Linked DNA regions of Homo sapiens: region 1 is linked to region 2. Evidence: chromatin contacts called from ENCODE Hi-C data. All regions are on one chromosome and are shown on one strand. Each heading gives the region's core, a stretch centred on a gene start or an enhancer-like site at or near the end of the contact. The rest is flanking DNA. Distances are from core to core; before and after follow the strand shown.

Evidence for each region. A loop is a pair of places that touch in the nucleus more often than their neighbours do. Pooled maps may share reads with other maps.
Region 1: a pooled map shows a loop between it and region 2 (3-fold over the local background). The contact joins the enhancer-like site here to the promoter of CCNB1 in region 2. A Hi-C loop is called at or near these places in 3 of 50 pooled maps.

Annotation. Positions count from the first base shown.
Region 1 is chr5:72,305,374-72,311,176 of GRCh38, reverse strand. The region is part of intron 2 of MRPS27 (mitochondrial ribosomal protein S27); the gene reads left to right. Among named protein-coding and RNA genes, the nearest start is that of MRPS27, 12 kb to the left of the region's middle. RefSeq lists a silencer at 2,476-2,765 and an enhancer at 2,816-3,065. Within about 2 kb of position 2,761, at least 40 of the 41 ENCODE cell types and tissues checked have a DNase peak (open chromatin) inside an H3K27ac peak, as active enhancers do.
Region 2 is chr5:69,164,590-69,170,133 of GRCh38, reverse strand. CCNB1 (cyclin B1) reads right to left here and starts at 2,984. Exons shown (of 9, transcript NM_031966.4): 1 at 2,851-2,984; 2 at 2,056-2,226; 3 at 1,791-1,961. The coding sequence starts at 2,871. RefSeq lists enhancers at 2,729-2,958, 2,339-3,304.

The sequences.
Region 1 (5,803 bases), core at 1,512-4,011, 3.1 Mb before region 2:
TATAATACTTTACTATTCATATCCCAGTTTTGGGAATTGACCCAATAATAGGGTCTCTCATAGCATTTTTCCTCTTCCAGTACAGGATGCTGTCTAGAATCATAGTTCCTTATCCTTTCTTTGTTTCTTATGACATTGTCCTATATATTTTTAAAGAACCCAATCTCTTTTTTTAAATAGAATATTCCTCTTTCTTGGATTTTTCTGCTATTTTCTCATTGTTATGCTTCCCCAGCCAGAATACTCTCAGTGATGTTGTGCCCCTGCCAGGGTATCACATGTGGACATACCTGATATCATATGCCTTCACTGGTGATGTCAGTTTTGATCACCTAGTCAACTGTGTCTGATTTCTCCACTGCAGAGTTACTGTTTTTCTCCCTTCTGATTAATAGGCTATTCTCGGAGAGAGACTTTAATGTAATGCAAATATGTTGTTTATCAAAAGTTTGCTCTTAGATTTGGCATCCATTCATGGCTTTAGCCTGAATCAATCTTTACTATAATGGTTGCAAAGTAATGATTTTCCAACTCTGAAAATTTCTCCAGATTTACTAGCTAACACTCAGTATTCTACTATAAGCAAGAACTCTTCCTTTTCTCTCATTTCTTTCTCATTTATCTGTTTATTATCATGCATTATGTTTAAATCATCAATTTGTGAATTTTTTAAATGATTCATTACCCTTCTCAATTATTTTGGTGGTCTAAATATCCCAGACTTGGCTGATAGAAGCCCTTTCAAGCTGGCTTCCATTTTCCCCCACCCCCCTCTTTTTTGATAACTTACTTTCTCTCATATAACAAGGTGTTTCAGGCTCACTGTGTACCCTTCCTGGCCTAGCCCTGGAATCAACCATTTCTCCAAGGAGCTCTGGTTACTTTTGGTGAGGAATGGCATTAGAAACCAAGATCTAGGTGCTAGGTGTCCTTTTGCTACTGTGAAATTTTTGCTTCTTGGCCCATTCAGTGAACAGTTCTGGAAAAAAAATGAATGCACATACACATAAACATACATGTACACATATGCATATACATATACTATATATATTTTGCAGATAATGAGTTCACACCAATCCCAAGTTCATCCCTATGGGATTCTTCTTGCCTTGCTCCAGTCCATATTTGTATCTCCCGTCTTCCATACTGACAGCCCTGGCTCCCACTAGAGACAGTGTTTTGATGTACGGGACAGTCTCAGCATTGCAGGTCATCTGAATTCCCTGTTTTCTGTCCATTAAGTGCCAGTAATGCCTTTCAGTCATTGTGACAATCAAGACCAACTTCCACATATCCTAAAATGCTCTGTAGGGCCAATACTATACTGTTCTAGTGATCAGACCAGTATGGACTCATAGTTATACAGCAAGGCGTGTTCGGATGTGCCATATGTGAATTATAAGCAAAGTGCAGTGAAGTACAGATAAGGGAATGACGAATTCCAGGAAAGCTTATTAACACTTTCCTAGGTATGTAGGGAAGATTAGGAAATGAGGCCACTAGGTTTGGTGTCTTGGTGTTGGGTATAGTCAGTCACACAAATCCAGGGAACATTGTCATGGATACCTGAGTAAGCAGTAACTGTTTGCCAAATAATGAGTATAATAATCTGCAGCGGGGCAGCACGCAGTGGCACACGCCTATAATCCCAGCACTTTGGGAGGCTGAGGTAGGCAGATCAAGTCAGGAGTTCAAGACCAGCCTGGACAACATGGTGAAACCCCGCCTCTACTAAAATTACAAAATAGCCGGGCGTGGTGGCGCACACCTGTAATCCCAGCTACAATGGAGGCTGAAGCAGGAGAATCGCTCGAACCCGGGAGGCAGAGGTTGCAGTGAGCCAGAGATCACGCCGCTGCACTACAGCCTGGGCGACAGAGCTGACTCTGTCTCAAAAAAAAAAAAGTCTGCAATGAGTAAATATCACATAGAGACATTTGTTCCCTTTCCTCAGTTAAGACTAGTTTTCTTGGAAAAGCAGTACTAGCCACCATTTACTGAATTTTTCCTGCCACCGAGACAGCTGTCCCCTCTGCCTAGAATATCTTTGTATATCCTGAATCTCTCCAGTCAGAATCGATGTTTCCTGCCCTATATTCTTTCAGCACTTTGTGCCTTCCTTGTGTATGATGTGCTGAAGTCTGCACTTGGGAGGCCGACTTCTGGGTGTCAGTCCCAGTTCTGCGGCTTTCAGCTGTCACACTCGGTTTCTGTGCCTATAAATTAGAGATGATGGTAATGCCTGCCTCTCCGTCTGACATGCAGGTGCTTCAGAAATATGTGCACTGAGGAGTCCCTAAGCCCCTTGTTTTTAGCCCTCTATAAAACGTGTGAGGTGAAATAATGTTTTGGAACTCACACTGCTTGGAACAAAGAAAGCTTTTGAGACTTTTTCCTACTGTGTACTGGAAGGTAATTATTGCCGCTTTTTTCAAAATGGACATTGTTTTCGGTTTTACTCGACGACACTACTTGTTTTCCCTCATTTTTATTTGAGCGTTTGGGTTGAGCTACTGGCACTTAGCAGGGAGGCCGCATGGTAGGGAGAGCGCCCGTGGCTCCAGCTCTGGAGATGGGACAGTAGGTGGCAGTGTGGCCCCTGCGGGAATCCGCCGCCCCGCGGGTGGAACGCGGCGAGTGGGCGCGGGGCTGTCGGGTAGCGTGCGCGCGCAGGGCCGCGCCCAGCATGTGGAGCGCTGTGATTGGGCGCCGCCAGCCGGAGGGCCGTGAGGTGCTCAAAGCGGGCTCGCTGATTGGGGGACGGAGGAGGGCCGATATGAGGCTTTCGCCGCTCCCATCCCCATTGGAGATCGAGGCAGCAAGGGACACTGCGGCGTGTGGGTGTGGGCTTCATGTGCCAGAGCGCCGTCTCCCCTGAGCCGTGCCCTGCCGGGGAGTACGGCGAGAGAGAGGTTCTGGCCTCTCGGAGTGGGCTTGCGGTTCCGGTGCCCCCTCTCTTCGTCCTCGTGGCTGATTGTGCCAGAGAGCTCCTCGGGGAGGGCCCTAGCGTGAGGGCAGTTTCCCAGCGCCGGGGCCGCGGTGGACGCCAATGCAGCTGTCTAGGACCTGCGCCCGCGGTGCGTCCAGAGGGCCCCGGCGCGAACGTCAGAACGCCGCCCCGTTCCGCGCTCTCAGCAGCCAGCCAGGGCCGCTGCCAGTTCCACCGTGGAGAGGAGGAAACCGGGCGAGAGCCTCACTTTCCTTTCCGCCCAAAAAGCTTTCTCAGTGATTGCTGTAGTACCTGAGATTCTACCATAGGATCTTCCGCCTACATTAAAGTAGTCGATTTCTTCTTTAAAATACTTTTTTATTGGAGTATAATATACATACTGAAAAGTGTGCAAGTCGTAATATAGACATTGATGAATTACCACAAAGCGAGTAAACCTGTGTAGGAAGCAAGAGCATTCCTACCGCTCCAGAAGCCCTTATTGCGGCCCCCACTTAGTCTCTCCAAAGGTAACCGGTATCCTGACTTCTAACGCCACAGATTTTTTTTTTTTAGTGTTTTAACATTTGAAGGTGTAGACACCTTGGTATAAGGAGCCCCCTTTACCCATCACCTGGCTTCAACAATTATCAGCTCTTAGTCTTTATTTTATCTTTATTACTGTTTCCCCATCCCGATGCTTTGGATAATTTTGAAGGAGATCCCAGGCAGTAAGTCATTTCATCCGTAAATATTTTGATACAGATCTCCAAAAGACAAGGGTGCTTTTCAATACCATTATCACACCTAAAATATTAATAGGGTTGTAAATATCACGAAATATCCAGTTAGTGTTCAGATATCCCTGATACTCTCTTTCTTATTTTATTTTATTTTCTTAGAGCCTTGCTCTTGTCGCCCAGGTTGGAGTGCAATGGCACGATCTCAGCTCGCTTAAACCTCCTCCTCCCAGGTTCAAGCGATTCTCCTGCCTCAGCCTCCCGAGAAGCTGGGATTACAGGCGCCCGCCACCATGCCCGGCTAATTTTTGTATTTTTAGCAGAGATGGGGTCTTGCCTTTTTGGTCATGCTGGTCTCGAACTCGTGACCTCGTGATCCGCCCACCTCGGCCTCCCCAAGTGCTGGGATTACAGGCGTGAGCCACCGCTCCTGGCTCAGGTATCCCTGATACTCTCAAATTTTTTTTTTTATGATTTGGTTGAATCAGGATTCAAATAAAGCCTCGTATAATACAATTGGTTGCTATGTGCCCCCGTTAACTCTTTCTGAATCTTTTTAATAGAAACATACAGAAGTAGAGAGAGTAGAATAAACCCCTGTGTACTGTCACCCAGCTCCAGCAATTATCAATTCCCTACCAGTGTTGTTTCATCAACTCCCCACCTGTTCACCAGATTACTTTTTAACAAACTTAATTATCGGGGTTTTTTTATATGTACTTTGATATGTACCTCTAAAAGATAAGGATTTTTAAAAACGTAATTAATCATACTATTCTAAAAAACTAGTACTTCTGTAATATTAAATATTCCATTAATGTTCACATTTTCCCAAATGTCTTATAAATTTCTTTTTAATTTAGTTTGTTGAAATGTGATCTAGATAAGGTCCATACCTTGCAATGTGTTGAGTTGTCTCAACTATCTTAGTTTGTAAGTTTTTTGCAATTTATTTATTGAACAAAACAGGTCTTTTTTGGAGTTTCCCACATTCTAGATTTGCTGATTTCATCCTTATTGTGGTGTTTAGCGTGCTCCTCTGCCTTCCATATGTCTTGTGAAACTGGTAGTTGGAGAAAGGGGCTTGATCAGATTCAGGACTTTTTATTTTGTCTTTTGGTATAAATACTTCATAGTAAGTGTTTACTTGTGTCAGTAAGCACACAGCATTTGATTGCCCCTCTGCGAAGTTAAAGGCCATTCATGATCTTTACTTAGATTTGTTATTTCATTTGAAGCTGCATACTATTGCTGTTTAAATTTTATCATTTCTTTTCATTTATTATCTAGGAAATTTTTATGACAGAACTTCCATTCATCAACAGTTTACTTACCCTGAAATAGTTTGTATATGAGTTAGCTTTCAAAATAACTTGCAAAAATGATGAATGAGGACTTCTTAAAATGTCATTAAGAACTCATAGATTTAAATAATTGAGACATTTTAATCCATTGCTGTTGATACTTTTATTGATAGGGCCATAGTTCAACTGTGCTCTGTAGAGCCCTGGGCTTTCCTACTTCAATCAGATTTCAACTTTTGATTGTTTCTGTACTGGGCTTCCCTTTGGCTAAAATAAACACTGAGTTAAAGCATTGTCTCTGGAATTCCTCCACTAACTTGCTGATTTGTTGGGGAGGTACAGGGTAAAAGTTATCAACATTTACTAGTTAACAGAATAGGATCCACTGTGAACAGGACTCAGGAGAAAACCACTGGGGAACTGGGTAGGGTGTTGGTAGGAGGGCAGGCCTCATGGGGAAGCTCCTTGAGTTCCATGAGAGGAAGTTTTCTTGAGTCTTTCTGACAAGGAGCGAGCACTCAGGTGACTTGAGCTGAATTCAGGATTCATGAGCCCTACTGGATTAAATATTTTATTTGTGATTTTTCACATCACAAAGTATAGGACACATTTTGGTTTGGGTTACTGTTTTGCTTGTTTGTGTTGGTTTCTCTTGGTTTGTTGGTTTGTTTTCTGTTGGTTTGTTTTTGGAGAACCTCCTTTTTGAATCCAAAGAGTATTTCCTTGACACATTTGCATTCAGGTCTGTCTCTTACAGACACTTCTTCCATTTTAGCTGAGATTTAGTTTTGCTGTGTCATTTCAGCTGTAGAGGCCTTTGGCTTTTTGCA
Region 2 (5,544 bases), core at 1,735-4,234:
AAATTAGCTGGGTGTGGTGGCTGGCACCTGTAATCCCAGCTACTCAGGAGGCTGAGGCAAGAGAATTGCTTGAACCCAGGAGGTAGAGGTTGCAGTGAGCCAAGATCGTGCCATTGTGCTCCAGCCTGGGTGACAGAGCAAGACTCTGTCTTGGGAAAAAAAAAATAAACAAAAATAAGACTAAGGCTGGGCATGGTGGCTCACACCTGTAATCCCAGCACTTTGGGAGGCTGAGGCGGGTGGATCACGAGATCAAGAGTTCGAGACCAGCCTGGCCAACATAGTGAAACCCCGTCTCTACTAAAAATACAAAAATTAGCCAAGCATGGTGGCATGTGCCTGTAGCCCCAGCTACTTGGGAGGCTGAAGCAGGAGAATCACTGAACTCGGGAGGCAGAGGTTGTGGTGAGCCAAGATGGCACCACTGCACTCCAGTCTGGGCAACAGAGTGAGACTCTGTCTCAAAGGGAAAAAAAAGACTGATTCTAGGAACAGGGGGTGGAGATGGGGGAAGTTTGGGAAAGCTTCAGGAGTTGATGCTTGAGCTGTTTTCAAGGATGAAAAGGTTATTAGCTAAATGAAAGACAGGGTGGGGAAGGCATTCTTACTAAGTGGGAAAGCAAAGGTAAGAATCAGTATGGGCCTTCCAAGAAAGCCTCACGTAGTTTGATATGCCCAAAGACTGTGCTGGCTACATATTTCATGTGCTATGCCCAGAAATTCAACACTAAAGCAATAGCTTTCAATCTCTTATCCTTAGATATAAGAAGCTGAACTGGCTGGGCGCCGTGGCTAACGCCTGTAATCCCAGCACTTTCGGAGGCCGAGGCGGGCGGATCATGAGGTCAGGAGTACACTAACATGGTGAAACCCCATCTATACTAAAAATATGAAAATTAGCTGGGCGTGGTGGCGTGCGTCTGTAATCCCAGCTACTAGGGAGGCTGAGGCAGGAAAATTGCTTGAACCTGGGAGGCAGAGGTTGCAGTGAGCCAAGATCACGCCACTGCACTCCAGCCTGGGCAACAGAGCCAGACTCTGTCTCAACAAGTTTTTTTCAGATAATTTTCCCAACTGGTTTTAACTAAGTTTAAAAAAACAGAGCTTCAGAATACAGTTCATTGCAATTTCATCAAAGCAGCCTCCTCTACATGACCTACCTTTCCTTCACAGGTAGGTCTATCATAGAATACATTTACATACCTTATATTTAATAAAAAGTTATTATTTTTGAGGCTAAGTGTTAATTCATCTTCTTAACCACTCCCTGAAAAGTTGCCTTCTTCCTGTTTTACTCCTTTGCATATTCCAATGTTACAGGCTTATTATTTAGTAGCCATATGCAGCAGTAAAAAAATTCAAGAGAACATTCTATGTTTACGCCAATAAATTCTGCAGAGATGGCTTGTAGTTGGATAACAAAGCCTTTGGCTCAGACAGCTACTACTTAATATCATTAACGAAGGAATATAAGACAGTTGACAATTAAAAGCATAGATTCTGAAGCCAGACAGCCTGAGCTTGAATCCCATATGGGCCACTTACCTGTGTGACCCTGACATAACCTCTCTAAAGCCATGATTTAAATAGTAGAGGTGACAATACCTCAGAGAGTACGTGTAAAGATTATGTGAGTTAATGCATGTAAAATGTTAGGCAGAGCTTGCCTCATGCTAAGCACTCAATAAATGGTATTAATATTACTATTCATTTGAATGCTCTTGCATGTATCAGTGAAATAAGGGACAAGAAATAATCAACAGACTCTACAATGGTAAGAATAAGTTTACCAAAATAGGCTCAGGCGAAAGTTTTTCTTCTTTAACAGGCTCAGGTTCTGGCTCAGGTTCTGGCTCTGGCACTGGCTCAGACACTGGCACTGGCACCAGCATAGGTACCTTTTCAAGAGGTTTTGGTAGTTTTTTATCAATGACTTTTCCAGTAGCTGAAGGTTTTGCTTCCTGTAGATGAAACAGAGAGAATGAAATGTTTCTGCATCAAAGGCCACAGTTGGAAGGCGGGCTCTTACAGAAGTTAGGTCAGGAAGAGAGTTACCTTCTTCATAGGCATTTTGGCCTGCAGTTGTTCACTGACTTTGTTACCAATGTCCCCAAGAGCTGTTCTTGGCCTCAGTCCGGGCTTGGAGGTTGCAGCAGGGGCCGTAGGAACGCGCTTTGCGCCTGCCATGTTGATCTTCGCCTTATTTTCAGCATTAATTTTCGAGTTCTGAAAGAAGCAAGACCACTTTAAGAGCTGATCCACGAAGGCTCGAGTAAGTCAAGGGTTAATTAAGGTGGGGCACAAGGAGAAGTTCCCAGAAAGAAAGCCGACTAAAAATGGGTTCCGAGGGAAAACATGGGTCCCAGAGTCTACTCTGCGGCCGTGACAAGTCAGTTTCCGCCGACCTCTACATTTACCAATTGAGGGATTCCCTGATTAGTCCTGGCCAGCCCTAAAATACCGAGAATTTACATTTGAAAGGAAACCGAAAAAGCCTCCAATTGCAGACACCTTCTCTCTGGGAAGGGGGTTACAGAGTTGCTGGCGGGCCCACTCAGGGACCCTCTATCACTTTTTCAAAAGGTTCCCAGTCGACTCTCCACCTCCCCAAAACATTTATCCAATATCCGTCCAGTTCTCTTTCTCACCTTCCTCCCTCCATCCATCGTCCCCCACACTCTCTCACCAGGCCTGGGCCCACCTCGGCGCTCTCTTGGTGAGTCCCCTCCCACCTTCCTCCCCAAATCGCTCCTGCGGCCCTCTCCCGCTCGGGAGGCTCCCGCAGGCGAGGCAGGGAGAGCAGGCAGCAGCTAAGAAGGCCGCGTTAGTTCGCAGTCCGAAGCGGCTCACCCTGGTGACTCGGAGCGCCATGGCTTCCTCTTCACCAGGCAGCAGCTCAGCGGGGAGAAGCAGAACACCGGAGGCCCGACCAGCCAAGGACCTACACCCAGCAGAAACCAACAGCCGTTCCGCCGCAGCACGCCGAGAAGAGCCAGCCTAGCCTCAGATTTAAACCCCGCACTGCTCCCTCCTTATTGGCCTGTTCGTGGCACTCACTCCCTTCCCATTGGCGGCTGCCGGTCGCAGAGAATGCGTTTCCAGGGCGATCGCGCGAAGGCGTTCGAGAGGGGCGGGGCCACAGTGAGGCTAGGCCGGAAGGCCTGGCCAGGCTCTCACGTGGTCTGCCTCTGCGCCTGCGCTCTCGGGCAGCTGCAGCGGCCACCTGGAGAGCAGTGAAGCCAGTGCGCCGCCCACCTGGAAAGGTTAGCCGGGCAAGAGTGTGCGTTGCCAATGCCAGCTCAGGAAAGGCCTAGTGGCCTTTGGAAGGTGACAGAGGCGCGGCCACAGTCTCAGAAGTGTCAAAAGTAGTTTTGGATCTAGTGTTGCACACTTTCCATTTCTACGGTAGCAGCAATAATATAGTTCATGAAAGGCTTTAATAGACATTCTTTCATTTGATCGTTGCAACAACTCTCTGGGTTGGAGGAACTGAAGCTCAGCGACTTAGATGACTTTGCCAGGGTCACACATTAGCAACGGGGGAACTGAATTTAGGGTTTTTTTTTTTGAGGGGGAGGGAGGGGGTGTATCCGTGTTGTTTTCACAACACTGATTGTCCCTTAACAATATTACTTGATTACTTCAAGATTGTCCAGTTTCCCAAGGCCAATTGTTTTGTTTGTTTTAGCTTTCTATTTGGAAATAATTTCATACTTAGACCAGTTGCCAACAAAAATCTTGTAAGGAATATTTCTATGCCCTTTACTCAGATTCAACTATCCTTAACATGTATTTGCCTCTCATGGGAAAATCAGGAAAAACTAAACAAAAAGACATTTTACCCCATTTGCTTTGTCATTTGCTCAGATTCTCTCTAGATCCAAAGAAAAACAAGAGGGTTCTTTTTGCCTTCTACTCCTCAAAACACACCAGCAGCTCAGCAATTGGAGGGGAGGCTGAAGGACAAAAACATTGCTATCCCATAGAGCAACGGTATAAGAGCCAATAGAGACTCCTGGCGCTGGAAGTCACGGATCCGAAAGAAGGCGCCCAATCATTTGGTTTCTTTGGATCGTTATTGAGTCTTCTGTCATCATAGTTCACCCTCCTACTCGAATGCCTCCCGTGGGGCCCTTACCCTTGCTCTCCTCTGCCTGGAATGCCCGCCTCTTCTTGCATTCAAGCCCCTGGGTTCTATTCAGGTAACTCCCATTCATCCTTCAGTTCTGTGTTCAACATCCATTCTCACTCAGTCTTTCTGGGTTTGATCAATCCTTCCTCGCCCCATGCAGGGGCGAGAGGCAAGGGGCGAAGCAGGATTACTTATCCTCTGTGTTCCAGTTTAAAAATTTTTTTTTTTACTTTTTTTTGAGACGGAGTCTCGATCTGTCGCCCAGGCTGGAGTGCAGTGGTGCGATCTCGACTCACTGCAACCTCCACCTCCAGGGTTCACTCCATTCTCCTGCCTCAGCCTCCCGAGTAGCTGGGACGGCAGGCGCCCGCCACAACGGCCGGCTAATTTTTTGTATTTTTGGTAGAGACGGGGTTTCACCATGTTAGCCAGGATGGTCTCGATCTCCTGACTTGGTGATCCGCCCGCCTCGGCCTCCCAAAGTGCTGCGATTACAGGCGTGAGCCACCACGCCCGGCCAAATTTTTCCTTTTATATGCTTTATTTTTTAGAGCAGTTTTAGGTTCGCAGCAAAACTTAGCAGAAAGTATAGAGCATTTCACCTGCCTTCCCCACTATTGACACCCCACATTAAAGTTGTACTTTAATTATAATCTGTTAACCTACATTGACACCACAGTATTACCCAAAGTCCATAGTTTACATTAAGGTTCACTCTAGGTGTTGTGTCTTCTACGGGTTTTGACAAATATATAATGACGTATAATGTCCACCCGCCTCAACCTCCCAAAGTGCTGGTATTGAAGGCGTGAGCCACTGCACCTGGCGGTCAGAATGGTTTCTTTTACTCAAATATGCATTTAAGGTTCTTCCATGTTTTTTTCATGGGTTGGGATCTCATTTTATTTTAGCCCTGAATAATATTGCATTGTCTGGATGTACTAGTTTATTTATTCAGTCACCTACTAAGTGACATCTTGATTGCGTCCAAGTTTTGGTATGAATATAACTGCTACTAACATCTGTGTGCAGATTTTTGAGTGGACGTAAGTTGTTTTTGTTTTTCGTTTGTTTGTTTGTTTTTTGAGACGGAGTCTTGCTTTGTTGCCCAGGCTGGAGTGCGGTGGCGCCATCTAGGCTCACTGCAAGCTCCGCCTCCCGGGTTCACGCCATTCTCCTGCCTCAGCCTCCCAAGTAGCTGGGACTATAGGCGCCCGCCACCAGGCCTGGCTAATTTTTTGTATTTTTAGTACAGACGAGGTTTCACCATGTTAGCCAGGATGGTCTCGATCTCCTGACCTCGTGATCCACCCTCCTCGGCCTCCCAAAGTGCTGGGATTACAGGCGTGAGCCACTGTGCCCGGCTGAGTGGACATAAGTTTTAAACTCATTTGGGTGAATACCAAGGAGCA